Regions from separate parts of the Homo sapiens genome. Here region 2 is linked to region 1. The links are chromatin contacts, found by Hi-C or POLR2A ChIA-PET in ENCODE. All regions are on one chromosome and are shown on one strand. Each heading gives the region's core, a stretch centred on a gene start or an enhancer-like site at or near the end of the contact. The rest is flanking DNA. Distances are from core to core; before and after follow the strand shown.

Region 1 (3,321 bases), core at 542-3,041:
GTTGAAGCAGAATCGAGGTGAAGGGGGCATAGGGCTGCCCACCTCCCCTTCCTAAGAGGAGTGTCAGAGAACTTACTGACCTGTTTTAAAACACGAATAGGATCCTAGTGGAGAAAGATCCATTCTGATCTACCTGGGGCACTGCATGTAGGTAATTTCTGTGGTGTGAGTGTTACTATTCTTGTATTTGAGTCTTACTTGAAGACAGGGATAGGGGCCACTCTGGTGGGGTAGGAGCCACTTCACAGCCTCTTACCCCCACCCCCAACCATGTTCCCCACCACACGTGTTGGGACTAATGGCTTGCTTGTGTACAGGCAAGATCAGAAGCAAGCTGTGTCACCATCGTATTTCCAGCACTTAGCATAGTGACTTGAACAGAATAGATATTCAACAAATACTTCTTGAATTGAATGTCATTAACTAAAAAATAGTGCTAACTTTTGTATCCTTGAGTTTTGTCACTGGATACGTGAACCCTTGTGGGACTCCCAGGAAAGACTTACTCTAAACAGGAGCCAGATTGACTGATGTGATCACCAGCCTAGGGAGAGCAGTGAACAAAATGGGTATACCTTGTTCTCCTTCTAGCTGGCCATTGATTTTTTTTGGTGTTTCACATGGGCTGTTTTATAAATAACAACGGTCTTTTTGTAACTTGGCTTACAGTACTCAGTAAATACTGTGCTCCATGTGTATAGGAGTCTGTCCTTTGGGGAGGATAGACTGAAACTTGCTGTTTTCATTGTAATTAGTCATCCCTTTGTCATGAATGGCAGCTTCTCTCCCATTCTATAGTCTACTGGGTAACTCTACAGTTTTCCTTTGTTGAGTGCAGCATCTGATTCCATTAGTTCTTTGTGCAGGAACAGTGCATTAGTGTGGACGTGGGAGGCTGGTGAAAATTGTTATTTAAGGCATACCACATTATGATGTAGTCTTACCTAATGCCTTGGAATAAGAGTCACAGAATGGTTTGTTCATTATGTCTGAAATCTCTACGGGCCCTGAGTGATGAGATAATAAGTAATCCACCTGTAAATGGAGACTCTGGAGGGCCCAGTTAGATCCTACAAACCTGGGTCACAGGAGGGGTTAAGGGAGATGGGAGTTACATTTCTCACTCCCAGTCCTGGAAAACATCCCACTTTCTGTATTGTTTTCTTACAAACATTGAGTCGAATCTCTGAATTGATAAGCTGCCTAGCTGATAACGAGGCTAAAGTAAACCCAGCAACTTTAAAACATGTTTTAAATTCAGGGAGATGGTGGCTACAAAGAAGATACAATTTGAAGAAGGCATGAATTTGAGAGAAAATTTTTAGTAACAAATGCATTCTACTTACGTAGAGGTGGGAGGCATGTTTGAAGGGCACAGGGTAAGTAGTAACTTTCTCTTTCCTTCCCCACCTTTTCTCATTGACCTGCATTGACAGTTGTGCTGCGTACTGTGGGCTTGCACACTGGTTCACCTGACAATGAAAGTTTTATAAACTCTGGGCACTCTGAACTTCACCCAGTCCTTGGCAGTAGGCTTCTAGATTGACTAATCATGTAGTATTTCTTAGATGTGGCCATTAAAAAAAAAAACAACTTTGTGATGTAGTTGAAGGTCTGGATTATATTCAGCTTTCGAGTAGGACATGGGGCAGAATCCCTAGCACTGTAAAAATAAAACCACTTTTCATCACAAAGCTCAAGGGAAAAGAATGTAAGGTGTGTTCATGTTAAATTAAAATTACACTGATGTCATGGTGCAAACAGGCAGCTCCAAGGCTGCGGGACTGGCTGGTTTTCATGCTGATAAAAGCATGAGCCATCAGTCTTGATTGATGACTCTGTCCACACGTGGCACCTATGTGCTGTGAGAGATACAAGCACTCTTTGTGTAAGCAAAAGCATAGCATTGCTTGAGTTTTATTATAGATATAGTTTACCTAGCACCACCTTGGATCTCATAGACTCACATACTCAAGGTGCCCTGTTTGATCTTTCTGTGGTCACAAGATATTGCAGTCCCGGCCCACTGCAAATTCTCCCTTAAAATGGGACTTTCCCTGGCAGCGAAGCCCAGTCTCCACTGTTGAAAGAATAGCCACTTGCTGGATTGCAGTCCAGCTCAGGGAAGCTTCATTGTTCACGTGGCACTGGAGCATGTGAGGAACGCAGAGAGGGTCCTGAGGAAGGCGCTGAGATCCAAGGAAGAGCATTCTTGGAACCAGTAACTTGTCATTGCTGGAAACAGAGCTGTTGTAGCTGTTTGGAGATCTGAGTTCTAGTCTTAGCTCTTTCCCGCTGTCTACATGAGAGGTCTACTTGATCTTTACTGGACTTCACTTTCTTCATCTGCAAAGTGAACAGGGATGAAGTCAATGTGCTCTAAGCTTAAATATTCTATAATCCTGCTTAAAATCATTTCCATCCAAAATGACCTGTAGTTGGCCGGGCACGGCGACTTACACCTGTAATCCCAGCACTTTGGAAGGCTGAGGCGGGTGGATCACCTGAGGTCAGGAGTTCGAGACCAGCCTGACCAACATGGCAAAACCCCATCTCTACTAAAAATACAAAAATTAGACAAGTGTGGTGGCGTGCACCTGTAATCCCGGCTACTCAGGAGGCTGAGGCGGGAGAATTGCTTGAACCTAGGAGGCAGAGGTTGCAGTGAGCTGAGATCGCGCCACTGTACTCCAGCCTGGGCAACAGAGTGAGGCTCCATCTTGGAAAAAAAAAAAAAAAACCCCAACAAAAACCACCAAAATGACCAGTAGTTAAGCTGCAGCTTCCTCTTTAACTCAAGTTATGGCGATATGATGGAAAAGCAAGCCAAGCCACATATTAATCACGTTGTATTAGCAATTTGACGAATCAGTTATTTCATGAACACATTTATTAAGCACCCATGAGTAAGGAATTGTGTCAGGCACCAGGGAAACAAAGTACTTCACTTTCAAAGCAGTTCTAGTAAAGGGGAAAGGTAAGTGAGTTCTAGTAAAGGAGACAAATGAGTGAAAAAGAAATAATTGCGAGGCAATTGCCTATATCAGAAAGAGTGGTGAGGTGAAGGAGGGAGCAATAACCCTGTGAGGTTCGGGGTATGATGGTAGGTGATCAGAGGAAGAGACACTTAAGCTGGGTCTTGAGGGGCAATTAGGAGTTCTCCAGGGAGGTGTTCCCTGTAGAGAACAGTATATGCAAAGGCATAGAAACCAAAAAACATGAAATCACATGGTATTTGGAATGAACATGTGGAAAGTTCTGTTATGTAACAGATGCTTGAGATCCAACATTATTATCATTGGAAACATTAAAATATGGCAG
Region 2 (3,321 bases), core at 518-3,017, 41 kb after region 1:
GAGATACTGCTTATGTCCATTAGGATAACTGCTGTCGAAAAACAGAAAATAACAAGCATGGGTGAGGATGTGGAGGAATTGGAACTCTGCTGCACTGTTGGTGAGCATGTAAAATGGTGCAGCTGTTGCGGAAAACAGTATGGCGGTTCTGTAAAGAATTAAAAATAGGGCTGGGCGCGGTGGCTCACGCCTGTTATCCCAGCACTTTGGGAGGCTGAGGTGGGTGGATCACTTAAGGCCGGAAGTTCGAGACCAGCCTGGCCAACACGGTGAAGCCCTGTCTCTACTAAAATCAGAAAAATTATCTGGTGCAATGGTGCGCGCCTATAATCACAGCTACTTGAGAGGCTGAGGCAGGGGAGTCACTTGGACCTGGGAGGCGGAGGTTGCAGTGAGCCGAGATTGTGCCACTGCACTCCAGCCTGGACGACAGAGCAAGACTCTGTCTCCAAAAAAAGAGAGAAAAAAAAAAGAATTACAAATAGAATAACCTAAGTGGTGTGCTTATGACAATAAATAGTTTATTTTCTAAAAATAAAATAAAAATAGAATAACCTAATGCTATTGCATTTCCACTTCTGGGTATATATCATAAAGAATTGAAAGCAGGGTCTGGAAGAGCTAGTTAAACACCCATGGTCATAGCAGCATTATTCATAATAGCCAAGAGGTGGAAGCAACCCAAGTGTCTCTCCATGGGATGAATGAATAAACAAAATGTGGCATGCACATGTAATAGAATGCTATTCAGCCTTAACAAGGAAGGAAATTCTGACATCTGCTACCACGTGGATGAAACTTGAGGGCATTATACTAAGTGAAATAAGCCAGTTGCAAAAAGACAAATGCTTTCACTTATATGCGGTATCTAGAGTCCTCAAATTCATAGAGGCAGAAAGTAGAATGACAGTTGCCAGGGGCTGTGGGACCGGGGAATTGCTGTTTAATGGGTGCAGAGTTTCTGTTCTGCAAGATGGAAAGAGTTCTGAAGATGGATGTCGGTGACGGTTGTACAACAGTGTACTTACTGCTGCCCTGTACATTTAAAAATGGGTAAGATGGGCCAGGCGCGGTGGCTCACGCCTGTAATCCCCGCGCTTTGGGAGGCTGAGGTGAGCAGATCACCTGAGGTCGGGAGTTTGAGAACAGTCTGACCAACATGGAGAAACCCTGTCTCTACTAAAAATACAAAATTAGCTGGGCGTGGTGGTGCGTGCCTGTAATCCCAGTTACTCAGGAGGCTGAGGTAGGAGAATCGCTTGAACCCAGGAGGCGGAGGTTGCAGTGAGCCGAGATTGTGCCACTGCACTCCCGCCTGGGCAAGAAGAACAAAACTCTGTCTCAAATAAATAAATAAATAAATAAATGGTAAGATGGAAAATGTTATGTTATCCATGTTTGACCACAATTACAAATAAACTTTTTTTTTTTTTTTTAAAGGAACAAAAAGTCACTATTAAGGCCTCACCCCTCTGCTTCCCGTGTCTGTGGCTTCGTGTCCAGCAGTGAGCACGGCCAGAGGGGAGCCTCCCCATCTCAGCCAGTCCTCCTCCCTTTCAGAAGCCCTGCCTTATCCCTCAGAGGGGGACCTCTTGCCCCTGCTAACATGTGCTTGAGAAAGCTTTTAATCTCATTTATGAGGTCAACCTCTACAAGCTAAATTATTTTAACCAAGGACTATTCACTGTGATGTTATATTTTGGGCTTTGTTTTTGCTGCTTGGTCAAATAGAGAACAAGGGCCACCTCTCGTCACACAGCCTGACGCTCCTGCAGCCCTGTGAGACTGAGAGTTGTTTTCCTGGTCATGGTGACAGATGAGCCACGCATGACTCACTGGAGCGGTCTCCCCTGAAACAAAGGCATGCATTTGACTGCAGACTGGGTGTTGAGTTGGTGGCCTTTGCAAGACTGGGTGGGCAGTTCTGGCTTCAAATGACCCTGATGAATCACACGGTTCACAGACGTTTCATTTATTACCTTGACAGTGACCCTGGACACCAGTTGTTTCTTCATATAATTTGCGTTAAGGCTTCCTTTTGACTTTGTGGGAGCTTGGAGTAAAACGCTTCACAGAGTTTTCTTGCGTTTCTGTTTTTCAGGCTCACTTCATGGACTCACTTTGCGTGCTTGTTAAATGTGCTGTGTTGCTCCCAAGACCATGTAAAGCCTACTGACCACTAACCTCCCTCACAGCAGAAACTAGACGTCAGGTAAACCCAACCCTTGTGCCTGGGGGTCACGTCAAGTTGCATGACTGTGATTAAGGTAATAAGTAAAGGTTTAATTATTTGGGCTAGCGATTTTGGTTTTAAAATATTTGATAATTACCACCAAAGAAAAGTCAATCCATTTAACTTCTGTTTTGTGGCTACACATTCTTAGATATAAAAGAATTAAAAATAAAAAGCCTACTAAATATATCTGGAGATCTCACCAGAAGAGCATCACCTCCAACTGACCTAAAATAGTGATATACTGGTTTGAGTGAGAAACTAGCTGGGCATGGTGGCATGTGCCTGTAGTTCCAGCTACTTGGGAGGCTGAGGCAGGAGAATCCCTTGAGCCCAGGGGTTTGAAACCAGCCTGGGCAACATAGCAAGATCCCACCTCAAAAAAATTATTTCAGAATCAAAAGAGATGGTTTCTTCTTTCCTCCCTTCCTCCCTCCCTCCTTCTCCCCCTTTTCACTTTGAGTTTGGCTTAACTAATAGACTCCTTGAGCAAACTGGGGTTTTTACAAGGAAGTAAGAGTCTAATATTAAGTTTTTCTGATGCCCATATTCTAAGTCAGCTTCATACTTACTTCTCTCATCATATTCTAAAGTGAAGATACCTGAAGTCTTTACAAAAGCTCTAGAGATTAGTTTTATTAAAATGTTTTTCTTTCCCAAATGAGAGCTCTTATTTTTTCCCCCATTTTTCATCTCAGCCTCATTTTTGAGGACTTCCAGGCCTTTTTCTTTTGTGGTATTCCTAGAGCCCCAACAGAGCCTGGTACCTGGTGTCATGTTATAAAAATGTGATAGTTTTTGAGCAAAAGTCTCTCAAAATACTGTGGAGAGATTTTAGCTCTACCAGTAGTTTATGTATAATGAAAATGTATCTCTCTGATCACTGAGATCTGTGTATTTAGACTGACAGAATAAAGATACTTTCCCTAATTTTTCTCTTCAAGAATCATTAGTTTGGTCAGGTGTGGTGGCTCACACCTGTGATGCTAGCACTTTGGGAGGCCGAGGCAAGAGGATCTCTTGAGCCCAGGAGTTCAAGACCAGCCTGGAGCAACAGAGTGAGACCCCATATCTTTAAAAAAAAAAAA

The links. Hi-C counts contacts between places; a loop is a spot of excess contacts on that map. ChIA-PET counts read pairs that join two places held with the same protein, here RNA polymerase II (POLR2A). Pooled maps may share reads with other maps.
Region 2: a map of Calu3 shows a loop between it and region 1 (5-fold over the local background). The contact joins two enhancer-like sites. A Hi-C loop is called at or near these places in 3 of 168 maps with a recorded cell type or tissue (Caco-2, Calu3 and HepG2), 1 of 37 single-sample maps with no recorded cell type and 5 of 50 pooled maps. POLR2A ChIA-PET finds 5 or more read pairs at or near these places in 6 of 52 experiments (BJ, CD4-positive, alpha-beta T cell, H1 and 3 more).

Annotation. Positions count from the first base shown.
Region 1 is chr6:155,083,985-155,087,305 of GRCh38, forward strand. The region is part of intron 1 of TIAM2 (TIAM Rac1 associated GEF 2); the gene reads left to right. Among named protein-coding and RNA genes, the nearest start is that of TIAM2, 90 kb to the left of the region's middle. Within about 2 kb of position 1,792, at least 4 of the 41 ENCODE cell types and tissues checked have a DNase peak (open chromatin) inside an H3K27ac peak, as active enhancers do; they include PC-9, where a contact is called at or near this core.
Region 2 is chr6:155,125,389-155,128,709 of GRCh38, forward strand. TIAM2 (TIAM Rac1 associated GEF 2) reads left to right here. Exons shown (of 27, transcript NM_012454.4): 3 at 2,102-2,212. Among named protein-coding and RNA genes, the nearest start is that of TIAM2, 130 kb to the left of the region's middle. RefSeq lists enhancers at 1,592-2,791, 1,799-2,545. Within about 2 kb of position 1,768, at least 4 of the 41 ENCODE cell types and tissues checked have a DNase peak (open chromatin) inside an H3K27ac peak, as active enhancers do; they include PC-9, where a contact is called at or near this core.